5 separate regions of the Homo sapiens genome follow, and all the other regions are linked to region 5. Evidence: chromatin contacts called from ENCODE Hi-C or POLR2A ChIA-PET data. All regions are on one chromosome and are shown on one strand. The core of a region is the stretch at or near the end of the contact, and the rest is flanking DNA. Distances in the headings are between cores, read along the strand shown. Region 1 holds the start of CYP1B1 (cytochrome P450 family 1 subfamily B member 1). Region 2 has its middle 17 kb from the start of PIRAT1. Region 3 holds the start of RMDN2-AS1 (RMDN2 antisense RNA 1). Region 4 overlaps CDC42EP3 (CDC42 effector protein 3). Region 5 holds the start of HNRNPLL (heterogeneous nuclear ribonucleoprotein L like).

Region 1 (2,700 bases), core at 201-2,700, 530 kb after region 5:
ATAATAGCACGAGATTCGCAGCGCGAGTGGAGCTCAAAGTGCAGGGTTGTCCCTGGTGAACCTATCACTTTTATATTTATCCTTTGATGAAGCCAGTACAATTCCTACCTGGTTAACCAGATACATCCCACCTCTTCCCTCGAGTTCGCCCTTCCCCCCGCCTCGTGAAGTCCTTGTTCTCTTAGCTGTCTTGAAAATCCTATGCATCAGCATGTAGGAAAGGGCGCGCCAGGCGGGGGAAGCCACCCCCGCCCAAGCGCCTCCGGCTTCCCTTATAAAGGGAGGGCCCCCTTCGCGACCGCAAGCGCGCCCAGGAAGACCACAGAGCCGCCGGTGCGCAGCGAGGTGGCGATACGCGCCCGGGCTCGGCCTGCGGGTGGTGGCCCAAGCGTCCGCCTCGCTGGCCTGGCAGGCGCGACTGTGCGTGCGCAGCCGAGGGTGGTGGCGGCCGGCACCCCACGCCAAGGGTGGTGGTGGCCGGCACCCCACCCTCGGCCGCCGCCTCCGCGTGTCAGGTGCCGTGAGAAGCGCGGGAGGAGCGGCCGCAGGCAGCGCCCAGGGATATGACTGGAGCCGACTTTCCAGAAGCGGCGCACGCAAAGCCCAGCTCCGCACGCAAAGGGGAGGCGACAGCAGAAACTTCAACCCGATAAAGTTCGCCGGAGCGCGGAGATTCGCCTCCTCCTGCCACTCTCCGCCCCGCTCGGGTCCCGCCCCGCTAGCTCCCCCAGGCCCCCCCAGTCGCCCCAGCTTGGCTCCCCGCCCTGCGCCAACGGCTTCCATCGCAGCCTGGGCGGCCCCGCGCCCACCAGCGGGCGGCGCCACCTGGAGTGGCCTCTACGCGGGAAATCTCAGGGCCAGCTGCGCCCCAGGAGCCTTTGTGTGCCCAAGCACTGTCGGGGCCCCGGGGCGGGGGAGCGGCTACTTTTAGGGATTCCTGATCTCGCCGCAAGAACTGGAAAAAATTTAGCATGCCAAAGAGCCTCCACTGAGGTGGCAATTTGTTTGCGAGAACCTAAGATAAAATTTAAACAACCAACCAGGGGCGCTGTGAGGCAAACCGCTGCCACTACACTGGCTTTCCGGGAAGCAAGCTCAAGTCGCGGAGAGGGAAGGGAGGTCGTGCGCTCGGGGCGGGGCGCGCTCCCAAGTCGAGCGCAGCGGCCGGGGCAGGTTGTACCGAGCGTGGTTCTGGGGACACCGTGCGGCCTCGATTGGAGGTGGCTGTGATGAAGCGCGGTTACCGCACAATGGAAACGTGGGCACCTCCGCTCCCATGAAAGCCTGCTGGTAGAGCTCCGAGGCCGGCCGGTGCGCCTGGACGGGAGTCCGGGTCAAAGCGGCCTGGTGTGCGGCGCGCCCCGCCCCCCGCAGGCCCCGCCCTGCCAGGTCGCGCTGCCCTCCTTCTACCCAGTCCTTAAAACCCGGAGGAGCGGGATGGCGCGCTTTGACTCTGGAGTGGGAGTGGGAGCGAGCGCTTCTGCGACTCCAGTTGTGAGAGCCGCAAGGGCATGGGAATTGACGCCACTCACCGACCCCCAGTCTCAATCTCAACGCTGTGAGGAAACCTCGACTTTGCCAGGTCCCCAAGGGCAGCGGGGCTCGGCGAGCGAGGCACCCTTCTCCGTCCCCATCCCAATCCAAGCGCTCCTGGCACTGACGACGCCAAGAGACTCGAGTGGGAGTTAAAGCTTCCAGTGAGGGCAGCAGGTGTCCAGGCCGGGCCTGCGGGTTCCTGTTGACGTCTTGCCCTAGGCAAAGGTCCCAGTTCCTTCTCGGAGCCGGCTGTCCCGCGCCACTGGAAACCGCACCTCCCCGCAGGTCAGTCTGTCTGCCGAGGCGCTGCCCGGCGACCTCTTCAGATGGATTATTACAGGTAGCGGGTGGCGTGGTAGGTACTTTAAAGGAAATCAAGCGCCACCGCCTCGATGCCCGCAGCGTTGTCCCCAGATTGCAGGAACCGTTACGCGCCTTGCGGGGAGGGGAAGGGTTTGGCGCTGGGTTACAGCGAGGTGGAAACACGCCCCTTCTCTTCTCCAAGGGAGAGTGGGTTGGGGATGGGAAGGGGCGTCTTCGGCCATTTCTCCAGAGAGTCAGCTCCGACCTCTCCACCCAACGGCACTCAGTCCCCAGAGGCTGGGGTAGGGGCGTGGGGCGCCCGCTCCTGTCTCTGCACCCCTGAGTGTCACGCCTTCTCCTCTCTGTCCCCAGCATGGGCACCAGCCTCAGCCCGAACGACCCTTGGCCGCTAAACCCGCTGTCCATCCAGCAGACCACGCTCCTGCTACTCCTGTCGGTGCTGGCCACTGTGCATGTGGGCCAGCGGCTGCTGAGGCAACGGAGGCGGCAGCTCCGGTCCGCGCCCCCGGGCCCGTTTGCGTGGCCACTGATCGGAAACGCGGCGGCGGTGGGCCAGGCGGCTCACCTCTCGTTCGCTCGCCTGGCGCGGCGCTACGGCGACGTTTTCCAGATCCGCCTGGGCAGCTGCCCCATAGTGGTGCTGAATGGCGAGCGCGCCATCCACCAGGCCCTGGTGCAGCAGGGCTCGGCCTTCGCCGACCGGCCGGCCTTCGCCTCCTTCCGTGTGGTGTCCGGCGGCCGCAGCATGGCTTTCGGCCACTACTCGGAGCACTGGAAGGTGCAGCGGCGCGCAGCCCACAGCATGATGCGCAACTTCTTCACGCGCCAGCCGCGCAGCCG
Region 2 (2,700 bases), core at 61-2,560, 710 kb after region 5:
GAAGAGGGCTCTTACCCATCCAGCCCAGCTTTCGCATTTGGCAGATGAGGAACCCAGGGAGGGGAAAATGACTTACAAAGATCACGTAGCCAATGAGTGTGGAGCTGGGGCCATAATCCAGTCCTTATGTGATTACTGTGAAGTTATCCTTTTCCCCCAACATCTACTTATGAATAAAGAGTTTATTAAGTGGTTAACTGCAAGGCAAGATTGCTCACAGTACTCTCAATGACACTCCAGGCTCAATGGCCTAGAGGACATAGAACAGAAGGAGGATTTAAGGAAACTTCTCCAATAAATCAGGCAAAATTTGCTTTGAGTGTGAATTCTAATCAATGCCATCATTTGTAGGAATGGGCCATGTCAGCAGCCCAGGGGTTGCTAACTTCAAGTAGGAGGTAGCCTTACGCAGATACTTGACTTGGGAGGACAGGAGGAAGAAAGCATTGAATAAACAAAGCAGGACTGAGGGTAGGAGTAGAGGCCTTCTAGGGATGCTGAACTTGTGCACAGAGAACTTCCTAACAGAGCACTACCTGCCTCTTCCTCCTACCCACCCCTGGGTTGCTTTTATAGGGGAGGAAAGCAAATCTTGTCCCTCTAGCCATCTTAGGTTCTCCCACTGAGGCCCTGTATATTAGACTAACAAAAAAGCACCTTCACCAGAGAAACACAAACAGAAGTTTATTAGCATGTGTCACACATACACATGGAGGTACCTAGAGATGAGTAACTCAAAGGGATTGTTAGAACTTGGGCTTATATAACATCTTAACAAAAAAACCCAATACTTTTGTAGAGAATTAACAAGAGAAAGGAAAAGCACTCTGGACTTCATGGGGTAGCAAGTTGTGGGAAGATAAATGGGAAACTCATGGACGGTAAGGGCTGGTTGGTCAAGTTTGTTCCTCTGGTCTAGTGTGTGGGATATAGGATCTACGGTTGTCTCAGGGGACCAAGAACTGTCCTGCCCTTCCTGGAAGAAAAAAGGAGAGCAGAGTTTTTCTTCTGTCCACTTCTTAATTATCATCAGCTCAGAATAATCCTTACGTCTGTTAAAGCAAACTAAATATGGCCTGAGAAGGACTCTGTACTTCTATATTTGAGTCCTTGTGGATGAACTGCAACCTAGCTTAACTGGTAGACGAGACTGAAAACCTAACTAGGAGTATGCACCTGTAACAGTCACTGAGTCTTGGCCAATCCCAGCAGCCATACTTCAACCACTCATACACTGCTGAGTGTTCAACTTGTGTTCAAATAAGGCAAACGCCAAGCTGTAGCTAGTCAGGCTGTTTCTCACTTCCTATTTCTATATGTCACTTTACTTTTTTTTTGTCTATAAATTTGTTCTGACCACAAGGCACTCCTGGAGTCTCTCTGAGTTGGCTGCCCAATTTGTGAATTGTTCATTGCTCAATTAAACTCCCTTAAATTTAATTCTGCTGAAGTGGTTTTTTTTTTTTTTTTAACACGCCAAAGTGGCATATTTTGGGGTGGCATAATCTGCCACACCCTTCCTTCCTCCTGAAGAGTTTCTTTGAGGAATTCAACCACTACATTTGAAGCATGCAACTATGGCAAACCTAATTAGAAAAAGTTGTGCTGATTCAGGAAGCCCCAGTCCCCGACTGAGTGACAGTAGATAGATGTGGGTAAAACAGTATCTTATTCTTGGCAGCTGAAAGTAAGTGAGAGGAAAGGGGTGGTGGAGGAGAGGAAGCCAGCAGGAGAATAGAAGAGAAAGTGGAGTGCACGCTCCTGACTGAGCAGGTCCCGTAGTCGACTTGATTGACAGGATGAGACTGAGGAGAGGCAGTGTGATCTCTGGGCGGGAGGTCAGAGCCTCTAGGCCAGAATCATGGTGGAGTTCGAAGAAGAAGAATGAAGTTTGAATGAAGTCCAACTTCATTCCCTAGAGAATTCCCAGGGACCTGGCTGTTCAGAAAGGAGCCTTGGGCAACCGATGGTGCCAGGGCTCCAGATGATTCCACCCCTGAGATAGAGTCCTTTGAGTCCTACAAAGTCTGGACTTCATAACGAATAATGACGGTGTCTGTTAAGTGCTTCCTAGTTATGAAATGTGATAAGCATTTTAAAAATGCAGTGTCTCATTTGATAATCACAACAATCTGTGAGTTAAATATCATTAGCCCATTTTACAGATGAGGGAGTTGAGGTTTAGAGATGTAAAAATAAGTGGCCCAAGCCCACCCAACATATAAGCAAACAGAGATTCCAATGAAATTATCATTCCAAATTCATATTTTTAATCATTATACTGCACTGCCTTCCCTTGGGTGGGTTATGACTTTCTGGGGAGGAGCCTTTCTGGAGGTCAGTAGCCACATGTTATAGCAGGGTCTAAATTTAGGATTCACACGGCGTCTGAGCTGCGGACAGAGGTAAGGCGAGTGAGTGGGGACTCTACATACTTGGAATCTGCCCCTGAGACCTGGTCTAGGCTCTTCTTTGAGTGATACCAATTGCCTGTTTTGTTTTTTTTTCTCTGAGTAAACCTGACCATTTCAAGCTCATTGTCAGGATTAGAAACCCTGACAGATCGAGGAAGAGAAAGCGAAATGGAATAGAAAGGAGAATGGGGGTGAGAAAGCAGTAGGTACTGAGTGTGTCCAACTGGGTCCTGGTCTTAAGCGTTCATCTGTCTCACAACAGCCCTGGTGTTGTGGAATCGAAGGA
Region 3 (2,700 bases), core at 111-2,610, 570 kb after region 5:
CGAACACACTTTCACACTAAAAATGGGAATTCAGGGAAGTATCATCAGGTTCTGAACTATGTTTTAAGACTCAAGTCAAACACCAAAACTGAGTCACCACCTAATGTGTGTGCAGCACGTGTTAGGGGCAGTTTGCTATGTGATGACTTGAACGACAGTTTCTCTCTCCTGGGACTTTCATAAAATTCCTTTGGTGTTGCCACACACTTCTGGGATTCTCCACAATGAGCCCATTGCTGAGCCTGTCTCTGCAGATGTTTATTAAACAAGCAGAATTTAGGGGAATAGTCAGCAAGTCTTCACCAAGTTCTTCTATGTGGGCAGCTTTTGTGGTGTGGCCAGGGTATGAGGATAAAGAGCAACTTGGAAAAGTCTGGGGAGAATTTAAGTAGCCTGAAGAGTCTCTGTCCCTCAGGGAGGAAAGCTGAGAAATCGTTTCCATATTTATGTGTCAATTGCTTTATGTCCATTTATTTGATCTTCCTTACAAAATCTTGCATAGAAAATTTCATCCTCATTTTACAGATGAGGAAACTGAAGCTTAGAGAGCTTAGGTCACTTACCCAAGTTCATCCAGGTAGCAAAGTGTCAGGTCTGGATTTAAATCAGGTTGAGTCCAGTACCTTTTTCTTTTTTATATCACGCTGCCTTTCCCTAGAAGCCAAAATTTCTAGGAAATAAATGAACTGCAATGACAAAGCAGCACATTTTCCCATGTTCTTTGCTCTTGATCCCTACCTACTCTTTTCCCGGAAATAGACAATAAAGCCACCAGGATACCTGAGACAGCCTTGGTCATCTTTGTACCGTAGCCAGCACCATGGATTTTTGCCTAGTTACTTTCCCATCAGATTTTAACAGAAAGAACACTGTATTTGCCAGCTCAGTACAGCATATCTCTGGCTCTGTTTTCTCCCCAGCAGGAATCCGAGGGTCTGTCTCTGTATGTGTTATCATCAGACTGGTAAAGAGTTACATGTGTCAGCACAGAAGAAAAGAGCTTTGATGTGAGTTCAGCATGTAAGAAAGCCTTCATTGCTGTCATGCTTTCAACAGGTTCCCCACGACCCACCACTGCCTGCCAAGATGAATGTAAATGAAGCAGAAGTCTCACAGGGTAAATTCAGCTTCCCACGACCTGCAGTTGGACAGGGTGGCAAGGAGATGATGATAATTCCATGGCTCCCAGCTTAATTTCTCTTGGGGAGGGGTATGTGGACTCTTGCTATCCTGGAGTCCATATCATGCAGGACTCCGGAACATAAAAGGCAACAACAGTGAAGTGAGTGCCTGTTACAAACAAGGCTCAACTCAAAGCTAACAATTCTTCTTTATTAGGATACCACTGATCAGAGCTGCAAAGTGTACTCACATCTGTCATTTCGTGTCATTCTTACATAAATCCTGTAGCTGGGCACAGTAGGAAGAAGCATTCTCATCATGGCCACTTAGCTTGCTCGAGATTACACAGAACCATGCCTCTGGTTTCCTGGTACAGTGCTCCGGCAGGTGACGGATGCTCCTGGGTGACATATCACGGATCTCTCTGAGGTGAGATCTTCATGATTCTATATCATAGGCATCTCTTTATCTTCAAGTTGGGCAACATCAGCAGGGTTCCCATGAGTATGTGCCCAGCGAGGCTATTTAGTTCCTCTTATCTTTTTTTTTTTCTACTTGCCCTCGTTTTTCCTGAGATTTTATTTCCTTCCTAGCTGGCATACCTTTCCCTGCTGTGGTATTCAGACCTAAATAGTGTGTGCACCTATTACCTCTGCAGAGTAATTACTGTTTGGTACCATGGTAGAGTTTCTGTGTCCAGATACGGTTGTGAATGCTTGGAATGTAACATTGGGAAAGACAGAACTATTGCTTGTAAGTGGATTTGTGGACATCATGGTGCTATGAGAAAACTAAGTTGAAGATGCTCCTGCATCTTGCTGGTTAAACTAGATATAAACCAGTTGCTTAATAATTCATAGCCTATCCTATCTGTTTCCCACCCTCCTTATCTTCCAGGGACTCATTTATTGAATAACTCATTTTACATGCCTCTTTTATCATATACATTTTTATGTGTATTAGGATGTATTTATGGACTTTATATTCTATTTCACTGATTTGTCTATTCATTCATATTTCTTTGAGTATGATAGCTTTATGCATTTTTTCTTATCTGGTAGGTATTGTTGCCCCTCATTGCTTGACTTCTTCAGTATTTTCACAACTACTCTTACTTGTTTGATTTTCCATTTGAACCTCAGAACATAAAAAGAATCTTGTTGGTATTTGTATTGGAATTTTATCAAATTTGTAGATTAATTGAAGGATATTGGATAATTTTAGGATGCTGTCTTCCTAATCAAAATATAGTGTGTCTTTTTATTTGTTCAAACTTTTGGGGTTCCTTCAATTTCTGCTTGCCTATCAGACATGATTCTTATATTTATTCCTAGATATTTGATCTTGTTTTACTCAGGGTAAATGAGGCATTACCTTCCAGTACACCTTCTAACTGGCTGCCATCTGTATTTGTCATGGCTACTGATTTCTATATATTTATTCTTTTATTGTTGAAGAATGTTTTGTAGTTCGTTCTTTCAGGTTTTTCACACGTGAATTTATTTGCCAACATAAATGATACTTACCATATTCTGTTAATGTATTACTTTCAAATATTCTAATTTGTTTGTCTTTCCT
Region 4 (2,700 bases), core at 154-2,653, 950 kb after region 5:
CAACACGTCCTGATAAATGAACCAGGCATGAGAGGACTTGCCCTCCTCCTGCCTTGTTGTAACTGCCAGAGTTCTATGTCCACATTGAGTCTTCCCCAGTAACTCATTTTTATAGGAAAAAAGGTCCTAATGGCCTCTGTTCAAAAGTGCAGACTTGGTGCTATGTGAGGTGGACCTTCTGTCTTCCAATTTTGCTTCTAAGAGATCTTTCAAATTAGATCCCATAAAAATGAGACGTGTACACAAATTAGCACTGAGTCTCACATATGGTATTTGTGGGTCTGTATATAATCAGGGTTGTAAAAGAACAATAAATTCAAGCTGTAGCTGAATCACAAATGAAAGTCCTTTAAAATAATGGAAGGTGAGATGTATCAGACTTTGAATGGGTCTTTAAAATACCGCCTGCTCGTTCTGGCTAAGTTCATTTGCATAACAGAGCTCAGCAGCTGGGGAGCCAGCTAATAGAGTTTCATAGTCTTGAAGCTTAGAGCTATGTCCTCAGTTTAGATGATATGGGGAGAGGGTAAGAATCTAAAAATAGAAAAGGCATCTTCTTATCTTCTCAAATGGGTGGAGTTAAACAGACTGAAAATATGAAAAGCATCCCCTTCGGGTTACTGGGTGCTTCTGGTTACACTGATTTCCGCCTTAGAAATTCAGCATTGAACTTAAATGAAAATCTAACACTATGGGGTTTTTTTCCCCTTCAATTTTAAAATTATTCAGAGAAGCACTCCTACAGAGGTTTGTAAAAGGATTGACATGAGCGTCCACATTGTAGTAATATTTTAGTGTTTCTGATCCCAAAGATTGGCTGGTCATTTCTATATTAGTAAGAAGACTGCCGTGTTCAAAGAGAAAGCTTCTTCAAGGGAAAGTCCGTGTGCGTTTTTCTATGGAAAAGTGACATGGGACTACAAGGAAATTGGCAGTGATCGTGTTCCCATACAGGAAACTCAGAATAAATGGGAACGTGAACACCTCCCTTCACGCACTGTCAGGGAGGCGCAGGGTAACCGCCCTCCCCTCTGTGAGAGCTTCATCCCATGGCCATACTTGCTGTCCCCTCCCCACCCCAGCCCATTCCATCTTTTGAGAAACCTGAGCTGTTACTTGGAGGAGCCAAAATCTTTCCTTGTAGTTTCTGCTTGGTAGCTCTAGGGCCTCCCAGAACAAGTTAATTCCTTTTCATTACAATTAAATGAATCCTTCAGATCCCTTAAGATTAGTTTTCTCTTTCTATGAGTTCTCTTTAAGCTGCTCTATTCCTTCAGCCTCTTCTCACATGTCCTAATCGAGCTCCTTCACTTCCTCCCATTTGCCTCCCTCTGAACATGCGGGGACATGTTCCAGGTAGCCTTTATCCCTTCTAAATGTGGAGCCTAGGATCATGTTCTGGGCGCTTGGCACAGTGGAATTATTATCTTCTGGTTGGCAGCAGAGAGACATAGCCCACAGATGGTTGGGGGTAGGGAGGCGGCGGAGGGTACTTGGCCGAGTCATCATCCTCCCCTAGGACTGTTGGTTCCAACATGCAGGAGGAGTCGCTGGATACTCTGGCATGGGGCTCAGATGGTGCAGTAGTGCAGTGGTGCCGTGACTGGCCGCATAGTGCGACTGTGCTGAGGCAAAGCGAAAAGTGATCAGAAGCTGGAATGTCCCTGAAGGATGTGACAACCGAGCCAGAAAGGGGAAGTCGGATGCAGGCTCACTTCCTGCAAGGAGGAGAAAAGAACAGAGCCGCAGGTCCCTGGGGGCAGTAGCACCCCTCAACCCACCTGCCCATTTTTATACATGTGTGTTTTAAATTAACACTGCAACCTGTTTTGCAGGATGCAATTTTTTTTTTTTTTTACTTTTTCTCTCCACTAAGAATTAATCTAAAAACAATTAGTAGGCAAACCAAACATTCCTTTAAAATAAATGGAATTTTAAAAATATCCCAACTCCTTGGTTCTTTTCAGAGTCCTGTAAGTTGCCAGTGCATCAACTCTAAGTAACTTAGGAGCTGATTTTTCTGTCTGTCATTTTTTAAAACCGCTTGATTTTCCCTTCCTCCTGGCTGCTGCCCTGTTTTGATATTTTCAGCATCATTCTGTTTGCCAAAAAGATGGTAAGAAATGAAGCAAAGCACCGCTTCAGTTTTTTTCTTAACCAAATTATTTATTACTGCTGTGATTATTTCTATCATTATCACTGTCATTTACGCTTCAGTCAGTCACAAGAAACTAGAATTGTCTAGCCTAGTGCAACCCGGCTCTCTTCCTTCCTTATAAAAACCAGGGCCGTAGCTTCCTCTCCGGTCCTTTTGTGTATTGAAACTCTTGGATTTCTCACACAACCTGTAAGGGAGCATGTCCGTTCTCAGCAGCACTGTGCCCACCTGTCTGCCTGCCACATGTGTTCTCTCTGACCTGCCACATGACTGACTGGCAAGCTGGACCCTTTTGTTGGCAAATCTTTTCTCTCTAGTGCCCCAGGAACTAGAGCATTTGTTTTTAAAGGAATCTAACTTCTGAGATGAATGTTATCTCCAGTGTTATCTATGAAGGGAAAGAGGAACAAACCATGATCCAAGAACTAGGAGAAAGTTTGTGGAACTAGAAAGAAACCAGGAATAATTGTGGGAAGTTCAAATTTCAGGGTCAAGGTTTTTGAGAAAGGGCTAACTATAAGAACCTTTGTCTGTCTTTTAAG
Region 5 (2,700 bases), core at 11-2,510:
CACAAGAGGCTCTTGATCTCAGGCAGTCCTCCAAGAGGCACCTGACAGAGGGCAGTTAGGTTGCCTTGATTTGCCAGTTTCTGTCCTGAAAGATACACTGGACCTTTATTTCCCAAGGACTACTCATTCAGCATTGTTGAGCACCTAAATTGTGCTGGAGATCGCACAGGAACTGGGCTTGCGAAAATGAAAATTGCACACAGTTCCTGTCTTCAGGCGCTCACAGAGTTTTTAAAACAGAACATCTTAAGAGGGAGTTATAAGGGGCCCTGTTGCAAAAAGAGAGCAGCAACTAAAATCTTGGAAAAGCCCTCAGGACACCACAGAGGAAGCAAGCTGTGATCACAGAACTTTGAAAGGCTTTTGTATCTTTCGACAATAAATGATCAAGTGAAGTAAATACATTGTCCAGAAGAGAAAGAATTGGGATGGAGGATGAGATTTTATATGGAAGGATTAAAACATATTTAACTGGAGCAGGGACTTACAGGGACAGGCAAGTCAGTAAAGGGCCCAGGTTACAAACGAGTTATAACCGATCAGACCGACGAGCGCCCGCGTGCAGCGCCTCCTGCCGACGCGCGCCTCGCAGCCTTCAGTCAATGCTGACAGCTGTTCTCCAACACCCAGCTAGGGGCGGGAGGGTCCGCCCACTTCTACCAGATTTTGCACACAAAACAGTGGAAAGACCATTCTCATGGCTCCAAGCCGTTTTCTCCCTTCATCGCCTGCAATTTTAGGGCTTTTCGGGGGGTATGACTGCAGGGATTTTAGAGGTTTTTTTCCTCATTCTCTTTTTAAGAGGTGATAAAAAGCATTTAAATTAGCGGCAGGGCGGTTAACACCCGCAGCCCTAGCCTCTCCGCACTTCTCGTCGCTCGTCCGTGTTCACTCCACGCCTGGCCTCGGGTAGGAGCCGCATAGCGCCAACGGTTGCGGGTCGCAACTACTCCCAGGCGGCGCGCCTTGCGCGCCGGGCCTCCCAGGACCGCGGCGAGTTCAGAAGGCGCGGGGAGAGAAGTGAGGTCGAGCAGCGGGCGGCTTTTGACGAACGGCCCTCACAGCCAATGGGAAGCCCGGTCGACTTTCCCGCCCCTGCCAATAGGGAGCAGAACCCGGGCCGGGGGGGGCGCTTCCCGCAGGCTGCGGCTGGATTCGATCCTGCGCGACGGCCGCGAAGGCGGGGGCGGAGGCTCGGCCTGCGCGGCTGGGAGCGGCTTAGGGGAGGAGGGAAGACCGGAAGCCACGGTTGCGTCCCCATCCTTAGATTCGCTCCTCCGGGCAGGGAGCGGAGACGGAGGAGGAGGAGGGAGAGGCTGAATGTTGGCTCGGTAATTGAGAGGAGCGGCCGCTCCAGAGCTTCCTCCCGGGGCGCCCCCCTCAGTCCGTCCGCGCTTCTCAGCCGCCAGTCTCCTGGCCGCGCAGTCCCCGCGGACGGCCGGGCCGCGGAGACCCTCGCAGAAGAGGCGCTGCCGGCGGCGAGGACTGGCCGGCGGCATCCGAGGCGCGCGCCCCACCGCCACCCCCACCCGCCTGCCAGCCGGTCCCTCCGGCCGCCGCCATGTCCTCCTCCTCTTCCTCCCCCAGGGAGACGTACGAGGAGGACCGGGAGTACGAGAGCCAGGCCAAGCGTCTCAAGACCGAGGAGGGGGAGATCGACTACTCGGCCGAGGAAGGCGAGAACCGCCGGGAAGCGACGCCCCGGGGCGGGGGCGATGGCGGCGGCGGCGGCCGGAGCTTCTCTCAGCCGGTAACAAAGCGCGGCCCCCCTGTCCGCTGTGCCTGGCTGCTCCCCGGGAAGCAGGGCCTCGGTGCGGGGCCTCCCGCTTGCTTCAGTTAGCCTTTTCCGCTGCGCCGACCCGTTTGGGGAAGCGCCCACTCTTCTCTTTGGGGCTCGTATTCTGGCCTCTACCTGTTTCCCGCATCCCGACTGCGAACCCGGCGCCGTCCTGGCCGCAGGCCCCGCAGCGAGTCCACTGCCGGGCCCTGAACTTGGGGAGGGTCGCGGCGCGGCGGCGGCGGCGGGGAGGCGTCGCTTCCGCTCTGGGGGGTTTCGCGGCTCGGGGAGCTCTTTGTTAGTTTAACTCCTCGGGCTCGGGGCCAGCGTCGGGACCACCGGTTCTCTTCAGTCCCTCTGCCCGCAGCAGCCGCGCGTTGGTCACCATCCCGGGATGGTTGCGTCGGTTCTACCGGGAGCTCTCTCCGCCTCGGTCCTATGGAGACCCGTAATTAAATAACAGATTATGCCTTGGCGTTCACATGCTAGTTCCCTTGAAGGTTTAATTTAAAAAATTTTAAAATTAAACTCTTTATAAGCATGGCGTGCATCCTTTGCTCTACCCAATTTTGTGGATTACTCAGTACACTTTTTACCTCTTCGGTTACAACACTTCAACAGAAGTGTTGGCAGCTGTTGGTACACCCCTACCTTCAAGTAAAACAAATCTTAAAATTACTAAAGTTTTTCATTGGTAATTTATTCCACATTTGCCCCATGAAAGGATGAAGTGAGCTCAGGGTTGCATTAAACACACATTCCTAGAGCCAGGTCTTTCTCTTACCAGAAATGTTAGGGGGAGGCAGAAGGAATGTGATCATTTTGTCCACAGCAAGTAGTTAGCTTCAGTTGGATGGAGACTTTAAGGAAACAAAGCGGAGCAAACGTTATTGCCCTTTTTTGGTGCACTTAAGCGGTTTTAA

What was found. A loop is a pair of places that touch in the nucleus more often than their neighbours do. ChIA-PET counts read pairs that join two places held with the same protein, here RNA polymerase II (POLR2A). Pooled maps may share reads with other maps.
Region 1: a map of chondrocyte shows a loop between it and region 5 (2.0-fold over the local background). The contact joins the promoter of CYP1B1 here to the promoter of HNRNPLL in region 5. A Hi-C loop is called at or near these places in 1 of 168 maps with a recorded cell type or tissue (chondrocyte), 1 of 37 single-sample maps with no recorded cell type and 7 of 50 pooled maps. POLR2A ChIA-PET finds 5 or more read pairs at or near these places in 2 of 52 experiments (HEK293 and Panc1).
Region 2: a pooled map shows a loop between it and region 5 (6-fold over the local background). The contact joins the enhancer-like site here to the promoter of HNRNPLL in region 5. A Hi-C loop is called at or near these places in 1 of 37 single-sample maps with no recorded cell type and 3 of 50 pooled maps. POLR2A ChIA-PET finds 5 or more read pairs at or near these places in 1 of 52 experiments (B cell).
Region 3: a loop to region 5 is called in a pooled map, with 2.7 times the contacts of the local background. The contact joins the promoter of RMDN2-AS1 here to the promoter of HNRNPLL in region 5. A Hi-C loop is called at or near these places in 2 of 50 pooled maps. POLR2A ChIA-PET finds 5 or more read pairs at or near these places in 2 of 52 experiments (WTC11 and activated T-cell).
Region 4: a loop to region 5 is called in a pooled map, with 2.4 times the contacts of the local background. The contact joins the enhancer-like site here to the promoter of HNRNPLL in region 5. A Hi-C loop is called at or near these places in 2 of 37 single-sample maps with no recorded cell type and 4 of 50 pooled maps. POLR2A ChIA-PET finds 5 or more read pairs at or near these places in 2 of 52 experiments (GM12878 and activated T-cell).

Annotation. Positions count from the first base shown.
Region 1 is chr2:38,074,901-38,077,600 of GRCh38, reverse strand. It overlaps CYP1B1 (cytochrome P450 family 1 subfamily B member 1), which reads left to right and starts at 1,450. Exons shown (of 3, transcript NM_000104.4): 1 at 1,450-1,821; 2 at 2,212-2,700. The coding sequence starts at 2,213. RefSeq lists silencers at 335-454, 1,365-1,454, cis regulatory regions at 498-527, 1,448-1,455, an enhancer at 429-627 and a promoter at 94-1,469.
Region 2 is chr2:37,891,526-37,894,225 of GRCh38, reverse strand. No RefSeq gene overlaps it. Among named protein-coding and RNA genes, the nearest start is that of PIRAT1, 17 kb to the right of the region's middle. Within about 2 kb of position 1,310, at least 6 of the 41 ENCODE cell types and tissues checked have a DNase peak (open chromatin) inside an H3K27ac peak, as active enhancers do; they include B cell, where a contact is called at or near this core.
Region 3 is chr2:38,035,001-38,037,700 of GRCh38, reverse strand. It overlaps RMDN2-AS1 (RMDN2 antisense RNA 1), which reads left to right and starts at 1,360. Exons shown (of 4, transcript NR_102712.1): 1 at 1,360-1,551. It also overlaps a transcript of RMDN2 not described here.
Region 4 is chr2:37,652,919-37,655,618 of GRCh38, reverse strand. The region is part of intron 1 of CDC42EP3 (CDC42 effector protein 3); the gene reads left to right. Among named protein-coding and RNA genes, the nearest start is that of CDC42EP3, 17 kb to the left of the region's middle. RefSeq lists enhancers at 611-670, 1,338-1,547. Within about 2 kb of position 1,403, at least 25 of the 41 ENCODE cell types and tissues checked have a DNase peak (open chromatin) inside an H3K27ac peak, as active enhancers do; they include GM12878, where a contact is called at or near this core.
Region 5 is chr2:38,601,488-38,604,187 of GRCh38, reverse strand. HNRNPLL (heterogeneous nuclear ribonucleoprotein L like) reads left to right here and starts at 1,260. Exons shown (of 13, transcript NM_138394.4): 1 at 1,260-1,750. The coding sequence starts at 1,562. RefSeq lists silencers at 1,081-1,150, 1,371-1,420, 1,441-1,540.